Regions from separate parts of the Mus musculus genome. Here regions 1 and 2 are each linked to region 3. Evidence: chromatin loops called from intact Hi-C (ENCODE). Cell type or tissue: gastrocnemius. All regions are shown on one strand. Region 1 overlaps Kif7 (kinesin family member 7). Region 2 holds the start of Plin1 (perilipin 1). Region 3 holds the start of Ticrr (TOPBP1-interacting checkpoint and replication regulator).

What was found. Hi-C counts contacts between places; a loop is a spot of excess contacts. Peaks named below come from ENCODE experiments on the same cell type or tissue, not always from the same donor. Only the 100,000 strongest peaks of a DNase experiment are listed, where the experiment ranks them.
Region 1: it touches region 3 in a loop (2.2-fold over the local background); 12 of 42 quality-filtered maps call a loop at or near these places.
Region 2: it touches region 3 in a loop (2.0-fold over the local background); 12 of 42 quality-filtered maps call a loop at or near these places.

The regions. Positions count from the first base shown.
Region 1 is chr7:79,707,059-79,715,058 of GRCm38, forward strand. It overlaps Kif7 (kinesin family member 7), which reads right to left. Exons shown (of 19, transcript NM_001291222.2): 2 at 6,773-7,124; 3 at 4,355-4,555; 4 at 3,645-4,038; 5 at 2,987-3,506; 6 at 2,108-2,224; 7 at 1,364-1,582; 8 at 462-619; 9 at 1-46. The coding sequence starts at 7,100. Among named protein-coding and RNA genes, the nearest start is that of Kif7, 4.6 kb to the right of the region's middle. In gastrocnemius, a CTCF peak has its summit at 3,180; DNase peaks (open chromatin) are centred at 1,850, 3,235 and 3,787; H3K4me3 peaks cover 945 bases.
Region 2 is chr7:79,726,375-79,734,374 of GRCm38, forward strand. It overlaps Plin1 (perilipin 1), which reads right to left and starts at 6,402. Exons shown (of 9, transcript NM_001113471.1): 1 at 6,368-6,402; 2 at 5,723-5,781; 3 at 3,477-3,681; 4 at 1,596-1,678; 5 at 18-279. The coding sequence starts at 5,767. In gastrocnemius, CTCF peaks have their summits at 922 (motif pointing left), 2,015 (motif pointing left), 3,036 and 3,586 (motif pointing right); DNase peaks (open chromatin) are centred at 907, 2,030 and 3,034.
Region 3 is chr7:79,655,868-79,663,867 of GRCm38, forward strand. Ticrr (TOPBP1-interacting checkpoint and replication regulator) reads left to right here and starts at 4,329. Exons shown (of 22, transcript NM_029835.1): 1 at 4,329-5,135. The coding sequence starts at 4,473. In gastrocnemius, no CTCF peak of the experiment used is centred here; a DNase peak (open chromatin) is centred at 4,242; H3K4me3 peaks cover 2,050 bases.

The DNA of each region.
Region 1 (8,000 bases), 51 kb after region 3:
CCCTGGACTCAACCCTGCCCTCTGACTCCAGTTGCTGATCCCATTTCTAGAAGGGAGAAGCAGGAGTCAGTACCACTTCCCAGCCCCTCACCTAGCCTAGCCTCCTCTTAGGCCTGGAGAGAAGAAGAGAGGCCATGGGACCCTCCAATCCCCAGGATCAATGTTACCCAAGACAGAGTTGGGGCAGAGCTTAGAAGATGACAAGAAGCTGCAGGTACCATGGGTCGTCTTGGAAATTTGAGCATCAGGAAGTCTGGGTACTTCCTATCACACCCACCCCACTGAAACCTTCCCATCTGGACGGAGCTCACAGACCTCCCAGGGATGGTGAGAGAGACAGGCAAGAGCATCTTGAGCTGAGAGGCCTCCATATGACTGCTGAGAGGATGACCAGGAGACTCCTCCAGCCGAGAGCAACCCAGAGCTGACCCTGTGAGGCCAACACATTGGTTCTCCCTCACCTGCGCAAGTATAAGGTCCGCCTGGGTGGCTCCTCTTCTTCTTCCTCCTCTTCCTCCTCCTCCTCCCCTTCCTCCTCTGATGTAGTGGAAGAGGCACTCCTCAATTTGTCCGCCTGGGCCAACACCTCTGCTTTGACTTCCTTGCCACTCACCACCTGCTAAAGAGGGCATTAAGGCTCACGATGAGAATGCACGCAGGGCATCCTCTGAGCCTGAAGTGTGCCCTGTCCTGCACACCGTCCTCTCCTCAACTTCCTCCACCACATCTTCACCCTCAAGCTGTCACAGGACACATTGGAAAATGCTCTTGCCCTGAACCATCAGGGAAGGGTGTGATCTCCTGACATCTGGTTCTCCTCAGGTGACAACCTGCCCTTTCTAGTAGGGCAGCTCGTTTATACCCAAGCCCTTTCTCATCATTGACACCCTGCCAAAATAATGGGTACTTGACACACTCCCACCTAACCCAAGCCCTCGGCAACTGCCCAGCTGAGATGTCCTAGAGTTCTGAAGCGGCACAGGACTCAACTTTGCCAAAAAGACTCCAAGCTGAAGAACCTACAGGCAAAGGAAGTGAACCTTGGAGAGACCAAGCAGAGGTCCTGGAAGAGTGAGTCAGTAGAGAGCCACCCCAGACCGTGTGTTAGGAGTCCATCCTTGGGTGTGTAAAGGTGCCACCTCGTCATCGTTGATATCCTCACTCCAGGCAATTTCCACCTGCCTCAAGATGCTCACTGGCCCTGGTCACTTCTGAGAGGCCCCACAGTCTCTCATACCCGGTCCCTTTCTCTAGGGACACCTGAAATAGGAATCTTCTATCTCACAGCTGGTGCCACGGAGACACAAACAGGACACGTGCCCCAGTGTTGCCCTGATGTACCAAGCCTCACCAACCTCCTCACCTGCTCAGAGCTAACTTCTTCTCCAGGAAGACATGTCGAGGGCATCATGCCCAGCATGTGAGTGTGGGCACCCCCCAGGGGGGCTGTGTGAGGCCGGGGCACAAAGGATCCCGGTGGCAAGCCCTGCAGGAGCCCCGGTGCACCCCAGCCAGGCTGTGCCAGCTCTAGGCGTAGCCGCAGTTCTACCATCTCTTCCTGCTGCTCCCGCAGGCGGTCACTCTGCAAGACACAGTCCAGGAGTTGATGGGGTCGTGGATGCCAAGGGTGGGGGTGTCCGCTGAGCAGCGTGAGTACAAGAAACTGAAGAAGGAAGCTGAGGACCTTCCACCTTCAGGGGTGAAATGGAAAAGTTTGAGCACCACTGAGCCCTTTCTGTCTGAACACACACCGCACTGGTTCTCACCCAAGCTCTTATCCTATCCTGCCCAATGTTCATCACATTCCCACACGCCTGCATGCCAGCCCTTACCTGACACCAGCCAGGCAGAATGCCCATCTTGTCAGCAGGCTCCCACGTGGCATCCTGCTGCCCCCAGATGCCAGCTCCAGCCAAAGGTGCCAGGCATGGCTGTCAGAGCACTTCCTCCACTGTTTTGTCCCTCGTCACAGTGAGGCACCACACATCTCCACACCGTCCTCCACCAGCGGCCCTTAGCCCAGGTCTCCATCCAAACTCTTCCTTCCATCCTGAGAAAGCCTTCCTCCTCTAGAAAGCCTTCCTGGCCTGCAGAAGGGGCATCCTACCTGCAGTTTGTACTGCTCCATGGCGTCCTCCAAAGCCGCCAGGAAATCTCGATTCTCCTCCTCTAGCCGGGCCACCTGGCTCTGCAGGGTCAACAGCTGCTGGGTCCCCTCATCTCCCTACAGGGCAAGGAGAAAGGCTTTAGGGGTGGTGCCTGGCAAGGTGCTATGACACCCTAACTTTCTCAGTCTTGATGCCGGCTCACCCAGTCCTACTCTCCACTTTTCTCCAAGATCTGCTTTGCAACCTTGGTGCTCCTGGCCCTGTCCAGCCTTAGGTTCCTTCTGGAAGCCATATGAGTCATCTCTCACATTACTAATAATGTTTTAATAATGCTTATCACTAATAGTTTCTCTGTTTTGAGTTAGGGTATTGCTATATAGCCTAGGCTAGCCTAGAACTCATGATCCTCATGTTTCTGCCTTCACCGAGTTAGAATTATGAATGTGGCCACTATTCCCACAGATCACGGGGTTTTGTTTGTTTGTGTTTCCTTGCTTATTTAGGTTTTCCAAGGCAGGGTTTCTGTGTAGTCCTGGCTGTCCTGGAACTCGCTCCGTAGACCACACTAGCCTTAAACTCAGAGATCCACCTAACTCTACCTCCCTAGAGCTTGGATTAAAGGTGTGCCCTACCATGCCCTACATGTTTTTATTAATGTTAATATTATCAAGAACCTTGGTCTTTGCCAGTGCGCTTGACATCTATTAGTGCTTCTGATCTTACAAAACCCTTATTTAACAGACCCAGAGGCTAAGTCCTTCCCAAAGTTAAGGAAATGACTTTTGTCACTGAAGTGACAATGAAGCCCAAGCATGGCTGCTTGGCTTAAAATAAAACCCTTTCCCTTGATCCCTACCCCGAGCCCACCCCAGGGCCACCTTTCTCCCGCTGGTCCCCTGTGCCGCCTGGTCCTCGGCTGGAGCGCTTTCGATGCCGCTGTCGGGTCCGGAGGCAGAGCTCAAGGTGCTGCGCTCGCCCTCCACCGCGCACAGCCAGTCCCGCACTTTGCGGGCGGCAGCGCCAGGCAGCCCGGGCTCGGCCTGAAGCTCTCGCAGGAGGCTGTAGGCGGCGCTGGTGCGGGCCCGGCAGCGCGCGCACTCGGCCCCCAGGCCCGCAGCGACTGCCGCGGAGCCCACTGCAGGGCAGGGCACGCGCCGGCCGCGATGGATGATGCGCGTTTCCGAGCGGTGTCGCGGCGGCCCGCGCGCACCCGCCGCCTGTTCCTCAGGGACGCGCTCGGCCTCTGGACGCCAGTTGACTGTGGCGCGATTGCGGATGTTCTGAGCACGGCTGGCGTAGTTTAGGGTGTTGAGGGTCTCATCGAAGTCGGAGGAGGAGGGGCTGACGCAGGCGATCATCACTGTCTTGGCATTCCCTCCCAGAGAGTCTTTGAGGATCCTGTGAGCACGAGGATGATAAGCGTCAGTGCCTTGGCTCTTGTGAGCACTGACCTGGCACCATCGGCCTAGGTTTAAAGCCACCTTTCCTGGGGGGCTCCATGATCCCACCCGAACCCAGAGAGATGGGCCATCTCACCGGGTGATCTTGGAATCACGGTAAGGGATGTGGCTGCCTCGGCGCTGGGGGTCCCCCAGGGCGCTAATGACATTTCCCAGCGCCAGCAGGGTGCTGTTAATCTGGATGCTCTCTTTGAGCCGTTCTCCGGTGCTGCCGGTCTTCAGAACCCTCTCGGAGCCTGCCAGGTCCACGAAGTGGAATTTGGAGACCAGCAGGTGGCCAGCGGCGGGTCGAGGCAAGCGGCTAGGAGTCCGTCCCCGCTGCTCCAGGGTCACAGTGAAGACTGTGTGTGAGCGGCTGGAGAGGCGGTTGAAGTGTGTGGCGCCTGTGTGGCGCGCAGCATTGCCCATCTCTAGGAGGCTCAGCACCTCGTCCAGGCCTTCTACATCCACTTCTTTCACCCCACAGAGCACTGTGGAAACAACACTGTAAGCATCTCCCCAGAAGACAAGCAAAAACATCCAGGACTCCTACCTGCTCTTCCTCACCCAGAGTGGCCGGAGTCCCTGCTTTTCCGCACTTACCTTAGTGTTTCCCACTCTGGAAACAGAAGCCCATACTGAACTCACTGCAGACAGCAAACAAACCCACCATCCAGGGCCTGGATTTCCCTTGAGGAAGTGTCTCTCCCAGACAGGTTAAGCCAGCCCACCCTCAGAGCAGACAGGCAGGCTTTGCTTGCCAAAGGCCTCCCTCCCAGTCATTAGAGGATTCCCAAGTCTTCTCACCAACATTTCCCCGATCATCTTCCCGAAGCTGGATGTCCCGGCTGGCAGTGCCAACTTCTAGCAGATCTCGGAACTCTTCCTTGTAGAGTTCCAGGTAGGATACATGCACCAGGCAGTCCAGCAGGTCATTCTCATCAATGAGCTTGAAGGCCTCAGCCATGGCCCTTGGGATGATACCTTGTTCATCTTCATGCAGGGAGGCTGGGGAGATACCACAGTGTCTCCTGCCGCCATGCCCCACCCCAACCTGGCCCAAGTATCCACCACCACCACCACAGCAGCAGCAGCAGCTTGAGAATGAGGCTGTAGCGTGGAGAAGACAATGACAGAGGCCAAGGAGAGACAGCCTCTGCTAGGCCGTGCTCCAGGATAGGGAAGCAGAATTGGAGACTTCAAGCAACCTCTCATGGTTTAATCAACCGCTTTCCTGATGCGCCCTCCTTATCCCATTCCCAACAGATTATCAGATACCCTGGACTTGATTACTCCTTGGGACAAGTAAGTCACTACCACGGCCCATGCACAGCTAACTGATGGGCCTCTTAATTTGCTTCAAAAGTAGAGTGTTCATCCTAATATCCCATAGTAAAGTTTGCTTAAATATACTTGCAACAGAATGCCAGGAAGTTATCAAATAAAAAAGACTGGAAGACTAGGGGTGTAGCTTCACGGCAGAGCACTTGCCTAACATATGAGCACCCAAGTTCAATATACAGCAACACACACACACACACACATGACTGAAGAATAGTTAATGATAAATGTTCCTTATCGTACATATCATCACATATACGGTCTTTATCGCTATCCCCAATTCAAAGTAGACGGCTCCACATATTAAATCAAAAACTAAAGTAATATTTTATAGCAAGAAAATTTCAGATGCCGACAGGTGTTGTGGTGCATAAACCATGAACATTTAAAATTAAATATTGTTCATTTGTGTCTGTGTGTGTGTATGGCGGGGGGTGGATGTTGAGAATCAAACTCATGGCCTTAAGTGAGATGGCAACTCTACCAGTGAGCTACGCACAATCCTGGCCCCAGGGCATATTATTGAGAAAACAAAACAGGATGGAAAAGAGTGGATATCAAACAACGCATGTTTTATCAGGCATGGTGGTGCATGCCTTTGATCCCAGAGGACAGAAGGCAGAGGCAGACCAGCCTGGCCTACAGAGCGTGTGCCAGGTCATCCAGGGCTACACAGGGAAATTCTGTCTCAAAAGATGAAGGGAAAAAAAAAAAAAAGCCATGCTTGAGGTATAAAGTATAATCATCTCCACAGAGGGACTGGGATGCTCAGGAAGGCAATCATCGGGCCTGCTATTCTCTGCATGTACTCTCCTGCATTTTCTTAACTTTCTACAACTATGCCTCTGCCATTGCTATGGTCTGTGTATGTCTCCCCAAAACTCATGCATTAAAATCCTCACCCCTCCTGTGATAATATTAGGAAGTAGGGTGGAGTTGGAGCCCTCATGAATGAATTGAATGTAAGAGAGACAAAACAAAACAAAACCCCTCTGTGGGGCTGGAGAGGAGGTTGCCGAGTGGTTAGAGCCACTTACTGCTAAATAAAAGGCTTGAGCCACGTATGGTAGTACATGTCTATAATCCTAGCACTTGGGAAAACTGAAACAATTGAAAGTTTGAGGTCCAGCCGGGCGGTGGTGGCGCACACCTTTAATCCCAGCACTCGGGAGGCAGAGGCAGGCAGATTTTTGAGTCCGAGGCTGGTCTGGTCTACAAAGTGAGTTCCAGGACAGCCAGGGCTACACAGAGAAACCCTGTCTCGAAAAACAAACAAACAAACAAAAACAAAAAAAAACAAAAAAGAAAAAAGTTTGCAGTCTACCTGGACTACACAGTATCAGGCCAGCCTCAGACAAGCCCCTGCCACAAAAGACGAACAGGCTCCCTTGTAAGGTGATATGGAAACTACTGCCCTTTAATTTTGTTGACAACTTGACCTTGTCTTTGGAGCCCCCAGAGTCAATTTCTGTTTACAATGCACCAGCATAGCATTGTTTTAGCAACCCCACTGCAGTAAAAACAGGAGCTAGGAGAAAATAAAATGGCTCATGTTCCTTAAAGGGGGACAGTTCCTGCCATGGAGTGGCCAAAAGAGTCTTCCCCAGATGCAGAGGCTCCAATCTCAACTGTTCCGATGGGAACATGATTCCGAGCCCTTGGTGACATCCTAAGACACACTTGGTTTTCCTGTTATGATGCCAAAAACCCATTCTTGAGAAAGCCATTCACCCACAAACCCCACTTCCTGCCTTTCCCAGCCACCTGACATGGAGTGCTGACCTCTGCCCAGGAGATGCCCACTCCCTCCTCAGCATCCTTGCCTTGGGGTGGGGGTGGGGGTGGGGGTACAGAAAATTCAGAAACATAGTAAGCATCACTCACCCACACTGGCCTCCCCCATGGTATATGTCTTCCCAGAGCCTGTCTGACCATAGGCAAAGACGGTGGCATTGAAGCCCTCAAAGAAAGCCTCGAGGAGGGGCTGCACGCAAGCCTGGTACACAGCCTCTTGCCCAGTGTCCTCTCCCAGGACCACATGGAACCCAAAGTGTCGGTCCCGCCCCAGGGTGATTCGACCCCGCTCAGGCTCCACACGCAGGCAACTCTGATGACCATGCAGCAGCTCCTTGGGCAGCAATGGGCGAACTCGAAGGGCCACCCTCACGGGGGCCTCCTCAGCCCCAGGCAGCCTCTGGGCCTCCAGCCCCATCTTGAAGGACAGCAGCTACGGAATCTGCAGAGAAAAGAAAAGGCCCTTGCCACTGGCCTGTACTACAGGGGCCAGACCACATAGCTTTGGGGAGACTGACGGAGGGGTAGTCAAAGTTCAGAGCATCTGCCCAAAGGGGCACCCAACTGACACAAACCACAAAACCATAAAGCCACAGTAACTTTTCTTGACATCCTCCCCTGGCCAAAAAATAAAAAATAAAAAAAGCCCCAGCACTTGATATCTCCGGTTTTTGTGTTCCAGCTGTCCCACTCCCCCTTCTAAGTCTCTACCATTGCTCCTCCCTGAAACTGCTTGACACCTGCCCATCTTCTTCAAAGAAGCCAAAAGATCCTTCAAGACCAAATTCCTATCACTAAACTCTGCCAGTTCTTTTTTTTTTCCATTTTTTATTAGGTATTTAGCTCATTTACATTTCCAATGCTATACCAAAAGTCCCCCATACCCACCCACCCCCAACTCTGCCAGTTCTATCTCCTAAGTATCTCTCAAGATTATCAGCTACACTCCTCATCCTGTTGCCAAAACCAGTCATGCTGCTGACACCCTGAAGGGATAACTTCTGCCTGCTCCCTTTCCGAGTTTCAGTCTCCCCGACCTCTCCAACCGCGCAGTCTAGAGCATCTTTCAAAAACACAGTTGTGACAGTCTCATTTTTACACCCCACTAACAATAAAGGAAGCTTAGAACACACTCCCTACCTTCCCCATCTCCTGAATACCATGCCTTTCCTCTCAGGCCATCAACCTCTGTGTTACCATCTTCATCCACCCACGCTTGGGCTGGGCTCACCTTCCCCACAGGGCCAGGGAAGCTGCTCTGCTCTGTCCCATCACCACTACAGACAGCCCTTTGTGCTGCCCACATCAGACACTGACC
Region 2 (8,000 bases), 71 kb after region 3:
GTCTGGATGGCAGATACCTGACTCCTTGTCTGGTGGCAGGAGGAACTCTACCACCTTCTCGATGCTTCCCAGAGCCAGATCAGCCCCTCCAGAGGCCAGTCGGCCAACCCGGGTGTTGGCGGCATATTCTGCTGTCTCTTTGGCCATCCCCAAGGCAAGCTCGCAGCCGGCCAGAGTGGCCCCCAGAACCTTGTCAGAGGTGCTTGCAATGGGCACACTGATGCTGTTCCTGGCGCTTCGAAGGCGGGTAGAGATGGTGCCCTTCAGTTCAGAGGCGATCTGAGGAGTGTTGGGAGGCGGTGAGCTATGTGGAATCCCTCCTAGGCCCTGAGCCCAGCAGCTACCTGGAGGGCCCCATTTAAAGGCCCAGGGCCGTGCAGGGCAGCATCCACCTATAATACAAGGGCTGGAGGCTGGCACAGAAGGGTCACCGAGAGTCAGTGCTACCTTTGGCTACGTAGTGTGCTCCAGACCAGCCAGGGCTACATAATGAGACCCTGTCTCAAAAAAGCCAAAATAAATACATAATAATTTTAAAAAAGGACCCAGGGACCAGCAATGATGTGTGTGTGTGTGTGTGTGTGTGTGTGTGTGTGTGTGTGTGTGTGTGTGTGTGTGTGTATGTGTGAAGAACCCACCTTTGCTGTGCCAACTACCTGGGTCTCCTGGCTTCTCCACACCACCTGAAGATCTGGCCTTAGAGGATAGCCCCAAAGCTTTGCCTGTCCTGATACCTTCACACAAGGCATGCCCTCTTCAAAAGCCCTACTCTCACTCCTCTGTCTTTCCCTCACACACTGTTCCAAGTTTTACAGTGGAGTAGTTAGCTTTCTTCCTCCCGAGACCCTGGGAGCACCTCTGTGGCAGACAAGTTGACTGTCAGGAGCACTAGAGAGCAGGCCTGCCCCCTAGTGGTCCTCACCTCAGGCTGTGTACTCATCTGCACAGTGTGGGTAGCAAAGCCAGTTACCAAGGATGACCCACGAGGGCTCCAGGAAGGCCCTTGCTGTGGCTGTTGGCAAGGGCAGGGCACAGGGGAGATTTGTAAGAAAGATTGGTGGCTTCCCAGTAAAACACATGAGGTCACAGGCCTGACTGAAGCCAGCACTGGATAAAAGTAGATAAAGATGTAGCCAGGGGGAAAGTGACTTCTTTAGCCTCATGGTCCATAAAAGGTTGGATCTCAAGGCCATGTGTGTAATCCTGAGGTCTCACTGAGTGGGACCCAAGATCTTAGGTAGCTGTTGTCAACAAGTAGCCCTGTGCAAGCCCACAGAGTCCCGGATTCCAGGGCCATGGTATCAGAAAGCTGAGCAATTATGGGAGGGCCATGTTGGGGTTAGCCGCCCCCCCTTCCCTTTGAGGACCGTAAAAGTGTCTATCTGAGCTTGTCCGAGGCATATAACTGTTATCCCAGACACCCCGACTCTATCTGATCCCACAGGAAGGAGAGGGGTCTCTACTTGCCTAAGAGGTACTCATCCCCATGAACACAGAAAGTTCCACAGCCAGAAAGTTCCGTCAGCTGTCCTCGTTCATGAAAGGAGGAGGTCCCAATAGAGTATAGGGGGCACCACGGAAGAGGGAGGACTCACCTTTTCTGGAGGGTATTGAAGAGCCGGGATCTTTTCCTCCAGGTGGTCCAGGCCTCTGCAGGCCAACTCATTGGCAGCTGTGACTGAAAGGGAAGGGCCATGTTGGGGTAATCCCTGAATGCTTGTGAGGCACTAAGAGTGGCCTCCGTCTCAAAGAAAGCACATTGGGGCCCAAGATTACAGACTGTTGCTTCCAGGGCATTTGGGGACCAGAGAGTGATCATGTACTTATATAGTGATCTCGTACTTATGATTCCTTGAGAGCAGGGTCATTTTGGAGTCGGTGGGACCTGTACTCAAGGCCTTGCACCTCCACCTATACAGCGTGTGGCTTTAGCAAGTCTCTGTCTGTCTGGTAAGACTCACATAACCCCTGTTCTTTATCTCTAGGGTCCTGGGCAGTAGCTCTCTGCTGCCCCCTCCTGTCAGGAGTCAAAACCATCAGCCTCTGTGGTTCCACGTCTGGATGGGCAAGCTTGTAGTGATGGCAGCAGCTCTGTGAATCACCAAGCGCTTTTCGCTTCCCTCCCCTTCTCCCTGTTCAAGGTTTTGGAACCCAGGTGGAAGTGAGGGAGGTGGCACCTGGGCCTTTGCACTGGCCCAGTGAGAGCAGGCTTGCTTAGTCCTGGAGATGACGAATCCACAGCCACAGACAGAGCCAATCCAGATGGACCCTAGAACCAGCTTTCACCCCCAACTGTCAAGATGGCTGAAAGCTGAAGGGAGCCACAGGGAGGAGAAAGAGGATGTTGCCCCTAGGGAGTGGGACAAGCCACAGAAGATGCAGACGTGTCAGAGGAGACTGCCCGTGGTCTACTGAGGGTGCAAGCTACATGGTCAAGATCATGGAAGGCACAGATTCAAAAGGTATTTATAGATACTCTTTCATATTTCTTTCACGTAACAAAGAGCTCAGAGGACTTGGATATCTTTTGATTGAACAGAATGAGGACTTCCAGGAGGGCTAGCCTAGAGCCTGAGACATTTTTATTATCCTATTATCAGTAATTGAGTGTATTTTTCTTGGACAACTTTATTCACGCATATGGTGCATTTTCTCACTCTTATCCCTGCGTCTTCTCAATCCCCCTCCCACTCTTGTTAACCCCCATGTTCGTTTCTCATGTTCTCCTCATTTTGTTCTGGTCCCCCCCTCTCCCCCCCACCGTTCACAGAGTTCAACCAGGGCTTTGTATGTGACCACGGATTTTAAGTGGAGCCTTTAAGTCTTCCTTGCCTGGTTACTTGGGTAGAATTCTCACATACCCACAAGCCTCTATCAGGATGGTAGAAGATGGTAGAAGATTTCTCAGTGATGCTGAGAGTATCCTCAGCCCTGCCAAGAGACGGGACTTTCAGGAGGAGGCAGAATAATAGAGGCGGGGCGAGCCTGAAAGGACCCTTGTTTCTGCCACCAGCAGCTCTCTGCTGCCCCCACCTGTCGGGAGCCAGTATCAGCAGCAGCTGGGCGAATGAGCCTTCTCTCTCCTTAAGCCTTCAGCACTGCTAGGCCAGTTTTCGAGCGTGTTTCTGCTGGTTTGTGATACTGCAGCTTCTGTTACATTTGGAGTTGGAGTGGCTAAATGTCCTGCCACTGGTCCTACTCTCACCGCTGCTCACAGAGTTGTCCCCACCACACCCGGACCTCTCCCAACATTCTTTGGCTGTCATTGTTAGCCTAAGATACCCCAGGCTGGGCAAGTGTAGATATATGTCTGTAGAGGAGAAGACCAGGAGGTCGGATATAGGTAAGCAAGGGAAGCAGTCAGGGAGGTGTACAAACAAGCTGTGAGACGATCAGACAGACCGACAAGCAGAGATGCAGACATGCGGGGAGTATCAGTGAACAGGCAGGATGCCACAGAGTCTATGAGGACTCACACTGGGTGGACAGCCGACGGACCACCGGCTCCATGCTCCAGGCAGCCAGGTTGCTGGCACCCTGTACACCCTTCTCATAGGCATTGCACACAGAGGCCACCAGGGGGTGGGCTTCTTTGGTGCTGTTGTAGGTCTTCTGGAAGCACTCACAGGTCCCGCTCACCACAGGCAGCTGCAGAACTCTCTGGAGCACGTTCTCCTGCTCCTGTCAGCAAAGAAAGAATCAGATGCTTCCACCCCCACTCAACCTTCTCACGAGCTATTATTCTCTCACTGTCACCTCCTCTGTGAGACAGGGGACATACATCTCATGCAGCCCTGGAGAGCCTGGAACTCCCTATATAGTTGAGGATGACCTTGAACTCCTAGCCCTACTGACTCCATCCCCCAGTGCTGGGATTACAAGCATATGTCATGTGTCACTAGGACCAGCTTTTGACTCTCTTCCATCATGGCTCTGTCTGTCCTTGGGCTGTCTACCTCTGCCACCCTGCTCGGATTATGTGTACACGTCTCCTTTCTCCCAGTAGAGTGGCCTCTAGTCCCTAGTACCTGTCGCACCCTGGAGAATTGAGTCACACATGGGGCTGCACCTTGTAAAATGTGTAAATTAAGCTCCCTCCTTCTCCCTCTCCCTCCCCCTCTCCCTTCCCTACTCCCTCTCTCCCTCTCTCCCCTTCCCCCCCTCCTTCTCTCTCCTTTTCTTTTTTTGATACAGGGTCTCACTATGAAGCTCTGGCTGCCCTGGAATTAACTGTATAGATCAGGCTGGCCTCAAACTCACAGAGATCTGTCTGCCTCTGCCTCCCAGGTGCCGGAATTAAAGGCGTTGCACCACCACCACCTGGTTTATAAATGGGTCACATGATAGAACTGTGGTCCTTTCCTCTAGACACTCTAAAATTTGGCATGGCCTTTTTGTTTTGTTTTGTTTTTTGTTTTTTGTTTTTTTTCGAGACAGGGTTTCTCTGTGTAGCCCTGGCTGTCCTGGAACTCACTTTGTAGGCCAGGCTGGCCTCGAACTCAGAAATCCACCTGCCTCTGCCTCCCAAGTGCTGGGATTAAAGGCGTGCACCACCACGCCCGGCTAGGCATGGCCTTTCTTAAAATATGACACTCCGTGTTTAAGTTGGTGGTCCGGTGAGCCTCGGCCTGTGGGGTGTAGTGGGGCCATCTCTTCTTACTCAGATGCCTCCATACTCTTATCAAAACATTTTGCTTTGTACAGCACTTGCACAATTAGATTTCAGAAAGTAGAAAAGGCCCAGTCTGTGAGTGAGAGAGTGATGCTCGTCATGGGGTGGGAAGCTGTAAGGATCCAGGGTAGATGCCTAGAGCTCTCTTAATCGGCACTGTAACTTGCTGGGGCTGCTCCCTGAGTCGGGCTCTGCTTGCGGGAGGCTGAGTTAACAGAGCCATCAAATAGACCTGCCTGGGCTCCAGGACAGAGCAGGCCACACGGATTTTAGCTTTCCATCCTGCAAGTGAGTCAGATATCAGAGGGAGAAAGGCATTCTGACTACAAGAGGAAACACCCTCTTTAACCGTCTGGAAATGGAAGAAGCCACTAATGGTTGGTTAGAAGGTTTAGCGTTTTTTGTGCTCCATTGACCCCTTTCTCATGACTTAGTACAAAGGAAGACAGTCGCCCTTAGTGCAGAGCTTAGTTAAAGCCTACTTTGGAATGAGTGTCCTCTCCTCCAGGGTCATACGCCTGAAGTTCACTCTCTGAACTGGGTCCAAATCAGAGAGGCCCTGGCAAAAGATGTCAAGGACACGTAAAAGTATCAGAATTACTCAAAATCGTGGCGAGAACTGGGCCAGAGCTAAACCCCGAACAGACTAAACTCCTAATTCATTCCCGCACATGGCAGCACAGGCTGTGTGCGGCAGAAGAGGATCAGGGGCTGAAGCCAAAGCCACAGAATGCGTGGGCTCTGTAGGACGCGCGCATCCTTCTGGGTGGTGAGCTTGTGCTTCTGGGTTTAGGACCAGGTGGCTTCTTTCCCTCTGTCTCTCCCGAGGCCCCAGCCGGCATTCCTATCCTTCTCTCCACGGTTCTTAGACCTCTATAGCTATCTCGCCCCTTCCCCCAAAACCCCTGTGAAAGGTGGCAAGGACAGAGACAGTGAGTTCAGAACCTAAGGTAGACATCTTGCTTGAAGTCTCCTGACTCTTCCTCTCTGCTCACCCCCCCACCCCCTTGGTGGCCCATTTCCCACCTCACACGAGCCCATGTCACTTACAGGGAGGTCTCCATCCAGCAGGGTTGGGCCCTTGTTCATTGACATCCTTACTCTCCACGCTGCAAAGCAGAATCCCAGATCTATCAGAAGCCCGCAGGCTTGTCTTTCACAGGCTCCCTCCCTCCCTCCCTCCCTCCCTCTCAAGGCCACCATCTAGCCATCTGGGAGCACAGCTGGCCTAGGTTGGAGGGCGAATGTTACATAGGAGAGATTGTTCCTTGGGGTCCCAACACAAGAAGTTTCCTGGTCTGCTCAAAATGAGCTCCGCATAATCTGTTCAAAATTGATGGTTTTTTTAAATTGCTCAAGAAAAATTAATGTAGGCAATTAGATAAAGATAATGAGATGAGAGAAATGGTTTAGGAAAAAATCTGTGACTGAAAGAGACTAAAGAATGAGTGTTAGGTAGAGCTTAGTCTTTTCTTCACCTTGCCAGCAAGGTTAAGCCTTCTCTCAGAGAGCTGTCTTATGGGTAAGCCACCGGTCCCTCTGTGCCCCTGGTCTCTCATTCTTCTCCTCAGGGGTCCCCCTGCAGATCTCTGCACCCCTTGGTCATTTCCCCCAGGTGCTCTTTCTCCCAGCTCCTTGCCTGTAACACCGAGAAAGCAGCTAGGTAAGGCAGACGCCCAAGGACCCCACACTCACTGCAGCAGACCGCCACCTCAGTCTCAGACAGCCCAGCTGTGGAAGGTCTCCTCCTCAGAAACACTTGCAGCCACTCCAGGGAATCTTGGGCAATGCCTCTCAGACCTCCCAGCTAGAGGAGGGCAAAGAGGAAGAGAAAGCTGGGCCGGCCCATTGCCTTAGCTGTCTGACCCAGGGTGTCCCCTGGGCTCACCCTAACTTCTATGGGGGATGTTTAGGCAATAAAGAGGTGGTTCTCAGAGCTGAAGGACTCATTTGTCAGAGCCCAGAGAAGTTCCAGAATATTTCTGGCTTTCAATGGACAGAAATTGCTTTCCATAAAGAAGCCACTGCAATGTGTGCCATTAAACTTCTAAACTCAAAGTTACATGTCATCCTATAATCTCTGGTCCCTTTCCTGAGAAGTTTCTATGGAACAATATTCAAACATTATTCCATCCTTTCTTGTTTGCTAGCAAGGATGACTATTGAGCAGCATGATTCAAACCCACACAGGGATAGGGTTCACCTTCATGTGTTAGTCTATAGCTATCAAGATCAATTACCTGCAAAAAAAAAAAAAAAAAAAAAAAAAAAAAAAAGACTAGATAGAGCAGTAAGAGTTGAGCTCTTAGTAACCAGGCTCCGCAGGAGATGTCTCATCCTCTGTAAACCCCCAGGGTTAAAGAAAACATTTTGAAGCTGGCTGTTGTGGCACGTGCCAGTAATCCCAGAACTCAGGAGGCTGAGATGGAATTGACAGTTTGAGGGTAGCCTGAGCTAAATAGCAAGCTCGTGTCTCATAAAGCTAGGGGCTGGGGGTGGAGCTCCATGCCAGAGTGCTTTCTGACCTGGCATGTGGAAAGCCCTGGTTTGATCTTCAGTACTGAGGAAAGGAAAGAGGGAGGGAGGGAGAGAGAGAGAGGGAGGGAGGGAGGGAGGGAGGGAGAGAGGGAGGGAGGGAGGGAGGGAGGGAGGGAGGGAGGGAGAGAGGGAGGGAGGGAGGGAGGGAGGGAGGGAGGGAGGGAGGGAGGGAGGGAACTTTACTTAGCCTGAGATGCCACCAGAACAAGAAGGAGGAGAACTATTTGGTTTTGTTCACTTATGTCTGGACAAGTAAAGGTGTTGACAGCTGGTTTGGTTGGTTGGTTGTTGGTTGGTTGGTTGGTTGCTGGTTGGCTGGTTGGCTGGTTGGTTGGTTTTGCCAACCAACAGCACCCAGACAGCCAAGAATTATCCGTTGCTATTCCTTCCTCAACAGGAACTCAAGCCCAAACTCAAACTTTAGTTTCTGATTAATGTTGATGGAGCACTGTGGTGCCAAGCTGTGTCTTTAGACCAACTAGAAAGGGCCTCGTAATCACAGTGAACGAGAGGACGGCAGCACGGTTAGTCCCTATTCACCAGAGTTGATGTTGTTGAGTCTACTAAGTTGTTAGTATGGGTAACAGGATGGAGAGGCACTGAGTAGGGTCACCAAAATGGCTCAGCAGGTCAAGGTGATTGCCACCAAGCCTGGCTGCAAAGTTCAATCCCTGGGTCCCAAAGAATTGAAGGAGAGAATTGACACTGGCAAGATGTCCTTTGACCTCCATATGCATGCTGTGACATTTGAGCATGTGTATAAGTGCGGGTGTGTCCAAGTGCACACGAA
Region 3 (8,000 bases):
ATAAAGCCAGGTGTGGTGGTGCACGCCTTTAATCCCAGCACTCAGGAGGCAGAGGCAGGCGGATTTCTGAGTTCAAGGCCAGCCTGGTCTACAAAGTGAGTTCCAGGACAGCCAGGACTATACAGAGAAACCCTGTCTCGAAAAACCGAGAGAGAGAGAGAGAGAGAGAGAGAGAGAGAGAGAGAGAGAGAGAGCTTATGAGAAGCTATTGGTGAAGCCTGCTTGCATCAGAAAACCCCAGCATATTGAAGGTACCGGTGGTACCATGGGATGATCACCAAGAAAGGCAACAGCAATGAAGTGAATCAACCTGAGCTTAAAGTGCTACAGAGGGCAGAGCTGGAGGAGACCCCTTTGGAGGAGCCCAGACATTGAAACAATTAGCTATAACATCTTGGCCTTGGAGACCCCAAGATGTTCAAAATGCCAGATCGGTGAGCTATCTGCTGAGAAAAGCTGCTAACAGGGAGTGGCTCAGGAGAAAGAAGTTTGTTACAGTCAACAAAGATGAAAAAGGAGTTAGAGATCTGAAGACTGCTTTGACATCAGCCATGGAGATGCAGAGTTTGGAGTTTGCCCACCTGGTTTCCTGTCTTGCTTTGGGGATTACAGTTAAGTGATTGAAAGAATCTCAGAAGAGACCTTGAACTTTGGACTTTTAATACTATTGAGACTGCTATAGACTATGGGAACTTTAGAAGTTAGACTAAACATATTTATCATTATGCTATATTTAGGTATGACCCCAATAGACTCATGTTTGAACAGGCCTATGGTGCCCAGGGAGTGGAATGTGATGGTTTGTATATGCCTGGCCCAGAGAGTGGCACCATTAGGAGGTGTGGCCTGTTAGAATAGGTATGTCACTGTGGGTGTGAGCTATAAGACCCTCACCCTAGCTGCCTGATAGTCTTCCACTAGCCGCCTTCAGATGAAGATGTAGAACTCTCAGCTCCTCCTGCACCATGCCTGCCTGAATGCTGCCATGCTCCCCTGCCTTGATGCTACTGGACTGAACCTCTGAACCTGTAAACCAGCCCCAATTAAATATTGTCCTTATAAGACTTGCCTTGGTCATGGTGTCTGTTCACAATATATTCTTGGATCACCACGGCTAACACCAGTCATGAGTTACTATCCCTACCATAGGTCCAAAGCCATACAGTGTGGTCCAGTAATTTCCACTTTTACTTGAAATTTCCCCTTAGGAACACAGATTTATATTTTAAATAATTTAAAGTACATATAGAGCAGCTGGAGAGATGGGTCAGTGGCTAAGAACACTTGCTATTCTCCAGAGAACCAGAGCTCAATTTCCAGAACAACATCAGACAGCTCATGACTGTAGTCCCAGCTCCAGGGGATCTGAAGCCTCTGGGCTCCATGGGCATCTACACTCATGTGCTCATACCCACCCACATGCAAGCATACGCACCTACTCATGATTAAACATGATAAAATGGATCTTTACAAAACACATACAGAAAGGTGTTGAACCTGCATCCCCAACAAATGGATATTTAACCAGCAAATGATGTATAGTGACTTTTTAAAAAAAAGATTTATTTATTTATATTATGTATATGAGAACATTGTAGCTCTCTTCAGACACACCAGAAGAGGGCATCAGATCCCATTACAGATGGTTGTGAGTCACCAAGTGGTTGCTGGGAACTGAACTCAGGACTTCTGGGAGAGCAGTCAGTGCTCTTAACTGCTGAGCCACCTCTCCAGCCCATATAGCAACTTTTAAAAAGTATCCTTTTTTATGCATACAAGTGTTCTTCATACATATATGTATATGTACCCTATGCATGCCTTGTACTGAGGTCAGAAAATGGCATCAGACTTTCTGGGATTGGAGTTATGGTTGGTTGTGAGCCAACCATGGGTACTGATCTTACCACTGAATCCTCTCTCCAGCCCCACCACCCACCTTTTTGAGTGTTTCACTATGTAGCCCTGAATGGCCTGGAACTCACTGTATAGACCTAGTTAGCTTTGAACTTACAGAGCTCTCTGCCTGTCTCTGCCCCTCTGGAGTGCTGGGTTAAAGGTGTAGAACAACATGCCCAGTTCTTTTCCATTACTACTTACATACTTAATTAAGTAAAAATAGAAACAACAGAGACATAGACATAAGCAGGTAGGAAGAAGGTTTTGCCTGCTTAATTAATTGTTATCTTTGATTAAGGCACAGTTTTGCCATGTAGCTCAAGAACTGTGGACCCTCTGGTCTTGGACTGACTCATAAGCACTGTGATTATAAGAACATGCCAATGTGACTCGTTTTCATATTATCAAAATACAATAAACATTTAGGTTACGGTCCATGGTTCTTTATCCTGATAAGAAAAAATAATCTGTTTCAAATAACCTCGCCTGGCATGCTGATACACACTGCAATCCCAACACTGTGAAGGTTCAGGCAGGATGACCTAAGAGAATTTGAGGCCAATCTTGGCTACAGAGTAAGGCCTTTTATTAAAAATAGAATACTGACAACAGAAATCTAATAATCCTCATTAATTCCAAGATTTATCTAGACAACTTAAGTGTAAGATTTGATTAGATTGTTCTTTTTATTTCAAAATATGGCTGGCAAGCTATCATTCTAGAAATGGTGTCGTCTCCATTATTTTTATATATTGATTTATAATTATATTAGGAACATTAATAATATGTGGCTTACTTACTTTCATAAGGCCACATGTCCTTTTTTTTTTAAGTCATTTAAGTTAAAACTCAATCAGATAATCCCAAATCCTCTTACTGTGGTACCAATAGGAAACACATATGAGGGGCTGAAGAGATGGCTCAGTGGATTAAAGCATTTGCTGCACCTCCAGAAGATCTGGGTTCGATTCCCATCATGCAAGGCTGACTCACAATCAGCTGCAACTCCAGTTCCAGGGGATCCAACACCCTATTCTGATCTCTGAGCACAGGCATGCACATGTGCAAAACGCCCATACACACACACACACACAAAAAAAAATCCACTGGCCAGAGATGAGACCAAGAGGGAGCATACTTGCTAACAACATGCCAGGCTGGGAGTTCCATCCCTAGCAACACCTCCCTGCCCCCATATACAATAAAGTTAAAAAGAAAGCGGGAGGGGGGAGGAGGAAGACACGAATGAGTGTTGGAGATGTTGGTTCAGTGCTTGACTGTCCAGCATTCAGGAAGTCTTGGGTTTGATCCCCAATACCCCATAAACTGCGTTTGGTGCAGGGGCATGTCTACAGTCCCAGAACTAGGAAGGTGGAGGCAGGATGATCAGAGAAGTACAAGGTACAGTTTGAGGCCAATTTGGAATATAAAAGAAAGTCACAAAAACAAACACACAACAAAAACAAGTAAAACAAAACCAAGACTTCAGAAAACACTAATCTACTGAATGGATGAGCTGTAAGAAGGCGGGTGCTGGAAATCGGACGTTCTAGTGTTTTTTTCTGCACCCATTGGACTGGCTTGCGTACTCTCTGGTGTGTTCACTCCTTAGTTTGTAAAACAGCCTCCCCAGGTGCTCTGCAGACGTCTGATTAGGTATCTTTATATTACATTTTCCTACCTAGGACCCGTATTGCTCTTCTGTCACTTCTCTTTCTTCCCGAAAACACTTCCCTGCCTTCCAGACCTTTACAATAGAGTATCCGAGGTCCTTCCACTATGCTCCAGCCTTGCTAAGTAGCCCCTGCTGGCTTGGAACCTGCGATCCTCCTACCTCCGTCCCTCGAGTTTGAGGATTATGAAATGTTCCTTTCGTCTTTTACAGAAAAAAAAAATTAAGCCCTCCGTCATAGGCTAAAAGACTTAAGAGTAGTCTAAAGTGAACTTGACTCAAGCATCCTAAACCCCTCACTGTGCACATCCCAGGCTTCAGGGTTCTAGTAAACACGCCCCGCCTTCCGCAGGCGACACACACACTCACGTACGCGCGCGCGTGTACAGACACACACACACACACACACACACACACACACACACACACACACACTCACTCACACTCACACTCACACACTCACACTCACACACTCACACTCACACTCACACTCACATCTGCGCACAGTAGCCCAAACGAAGGCTTCCGCGCCCACCGCCACGCCCCCGAAGTACCGCCTCTTTAAATTTTAAAACGAAGGCTCAGGCCAATGAGAACTACATTTCTCCCGGAACTCAGCGCCCCGCCCACCGCCACACCCTCCACCAATCAAGCGGAGGTCTTCCACACGCCTTCCAGTTAGGGTTAAAGAGGGAAGTGCTTACGTAACTTACGTTCAGCCTGCAGCCAATAGGAGCCGAGTTTGGGTACCAGCTCCTCCAATAGCTGCAGCTGTCGGAGAGCGCGGGAGCCTTCGGAGCAGGGCCTCAGAGAAGCGGGCAATGGCGCTGGTTCTCTGAAGAGAGTGCTTTACCTCAGGAAGGGCCACGCGCGGCCGGGCAGAGGGAGTCCCGTGGCGGCCGAGATGGCCTGCTGTCACAAAGTGATGCTGCTGGTGGACACAGCGGGCGTCTCTGCTCCTCATAGCCCGGCCCGACGCGCCGCCCTCCGGCTCCTCACTTACCTGAGCTGCCGCTTCGGCCTTGCCAGGGTCCACTGGACCTTCAAGTTCTTCGACTCTCAGGGGGCACGGAGCCGGCCCTCCCGCGTGTCCGACTTCCGCGAGCTGGGGAGCCGCTCCTGGGAGGACTTCGAGGAGGAGCTGGAGGCCAGGCTGGGGGATCGCCCTCCCGGAGCTCACCTGCCGGGCCCGACGCCCAGAGCCACCCACACGCACGGTGCCCTGATGGAGACGCTGCTCGACTACCAGTGGGACCGGCCGGAGATCACGTCGCCCACCAAGCCGATCCTGCGGAGTAGCGGCAGGAGGCTGCTGGACGCCGACGGCGAGGCCAGGGAGGCCCAGGCCGCGCTCGGGGGCTTTGGGAACGCCGTCTTCCTCCTGGCGCCCTGTCCTCACTCGCAGAGGGAGCTGCTTCAGTTCGTGTCCGGGTGCGAGGCACAGGCTCAACGCGTGCCGCTCACCCCCAAGCAGGTGATGGAGAAGGTGTTGCCCAAGAGAGTCCAAGAGGTTATGATCGCCCGAAATATCACCTTGTACTGGGTGGACACCACCGAGCGATCTAAGGTAAGGTGAGAAGCAGTCTGGATCCGGTCCGCAACTCCCCGACAGCTGAACTTGTCAGGCTCCGTAAAGTGCCACAGACCCAGAATGAACCCCGTGTGCCTTCCGAGGGAAACCCTTGCGGGTCGCAAAGGACAGCGTTCCTCCAACAAAATGGGTAGATTCTGGGTACCTATTAAATCCGAGTGTGGAAGAGCCTCTGCGCTTTGGTACCTGGGTGCTTTTGCGTCCTTAGTTTTGCTACACAGCACTTGTATTCCAGCATGGTGGAAGCCTGGTTCAGCCAGGCTACAGGACTTGGCCGCTTGTTTTGTCTAGTGCTGCTGTGTCTTCCTGGACCTCTAATCCTCTCCCTCTGAGGCAGTAGAAACCTCTCTTAACCTTTGTTGTTGGCCCGGCCTGATGACGCCCCAGCCCTCAGGAGGCAGAGAGGCAGGTCTCTCTCTAGTTCTAGCCTCCATCCAGGTCTATGCAGAGAGGCCCCATCTCCAAAACAAAAGCAAACCCCTTTGTTGTTGTGGCCTGTGCTCTTTCTCTATTGTGTTCCAGTTGGACACACCAGACACACCTGTCATCTTCCATTTATTCTAAAAACACCACCTCAATGACTGTCCATGGAAAGCTGAGGCAGGACTGTCACAGTGCAGGGCTAGCCAGGGCTGCTAGATCTTGTTTCAAAAAAAAAAAAAAAAAAAAAAAAGCAAACAACAAAAATCTCACAGTTACAGGTCTTAACTCCGTTTTGTATTTCCCCACAATTTAACATTGTGTTGAGGAAATATTTGCTGATTAAATTAATCACTTTTGGGGGGAGGGGGAGGTTCGAGATAGGGTTTCTCTGTGTAGCCCTGGCTGTCCTGGAACTCACTTTGTAGACAAGGTTGGCCTTGAACTCAGAAATCTACCTGTCTCTGCCTCCAAAGTGCTAGGATTAAAGGCGTGGGCCACCACTGCCTGGCTATTTTCGGGGTGTGTGTGTGTGTGTAAATTAATCACTTTTTACAAACTTAGTCTTAAAACAGCTAATTTGGATTTTTTTGAAGCAGTGATGCTTCTTGCTTGAGTAAGTGCTATGATAAATGTGTGTGTGTGCTTGTTTTGAAACAGACTAGTGTAGTGTAGTGGCCTGGAGCTCTGTGTAATGGATGATAAACTCTTGGTCTCCTGCTTTCATATGTATATAAAGATTTTTTTTCCTGTTACATCATTTAGTAAAGATATATGCACTACTGAGGTACTCCATTGAGTACATCCTACCCTGCTTTAGGTGCTGGAGATATGGTGGTAAATAAAGTGTATTTTCTAGTTTGGAAGATATATTAAACAGATGTGCAAATCAACGATGATTTCAAAACTTGCTCCAAAGAAAAAAGACTGAGTGAGGGAGCAGCTGGTTATTGTACTTAAAGGTGGACTTAGGGAAGAAGGCCTTTCTTACAGACTTGAACAGTGAATGAGGAAGAATGTGAAGGCCGGGAAGACTAATCCAGACTTAGCAAAGGTGTGGGTGTAAAGGGTATGAGCTGGGAGTGAACTTTGTATTACAGTAGAAAGGCGAGGAGCTCTGAACCCAGGAAAGCAATGGGGAGGACAAAGTGAGAAAGAACTGGCCAGTCCTCCAGGCCAGGCTTGAAACAGATCAATGAGAAGATTTAGAAAGTGGTTTAAATAGGTGAAGAGCTACAGGTAATAGAACTACATAGCTCTGCACCAGGAGTTGATTAAGTAGCAAGATTACAGATGAGAAATTAACAATGGTCATACAGAATGTTAAGATTCAGGGGAACAGTTGGGGGATAAATATGATCAAAATATATTGTAAGAACAGCTCCAAGAATTAATTTACAACTTTAACTTTATTTTGCGTGTATGGGTGTTTTGTCTGTGTGTACTTCTATGAGTTACCTGCAAGGCTGGTGCCTATGAGGGCCATAAGAGATTGATTTCTAGGAACTGGAGTTATCTGTTGTTTTGAGCTGCCATGTGGGTGCCAAGAATTAAATCTAGTTCCTCTGAAAGAGCAGACAATACTCTTAACTGCAGAGCCACCCCTCCGGCTCTAATAGAAATATAGTGTTAAAGCTGGTTGAATGATGCCTTTAATCTCAGACTTAGGCAGAGGCCAATGGATCTCTGAGTTCAAGGCCAGCCTGGACTACATATTGAGTTCCAGGACAGTGAGACCCTGACTTGAAACAAACAAACAAACAAACATTAGGCACTTAGTATTAAGTATTAGGGCTGGAGAGATGGATGAGGTTAGGAGCACTGATTGCTCTTCCAGACCTGGACTCAATTCCCAGCACCAAAGTGGTGACTTACAACCTTTGTAATTCCTCTCCCAGGGGATTTGACACCTCCTCTTTTGACCTCCAAGAGCATCAGACAAGCAAGTGGTGCGTAGACATACAGGAAAAACACCTATATACATATAATAAATTTTATACACACACACATAAAGATTTCCAATATAAATTGGGTATAGTGGAGTGCTTGGGAGATTTGTGTGCAACTAACACATGTAAATGAAAAGTCCTTTCTTAAGTTTTGTTTTTCATCAGTAGACAGCCCACACCCTACCCTTCCAAGCTGCTCTTCTGGCTGAATCAGTTTCAATAGATTTGTTTCTTGTGACATTTGAGCCAGTTTGCTGTTCTTCCGCATAGCAGTGAACTACATGGATGATAACAGATTAATCGATTAATTAATTTACTGTTACAGCACCTCAAAACTTCCAAGATGGCTGCTGTGCCTGACTGAAGGAAAACTTTCAGAATAATACATCATGGTTTTCTGTTTTGTTTTGTTTTTAAAGACAGGGCTCAGGTTGTGGTATATAGCTTGGAATTCAGTCCTACTACTTTAGCC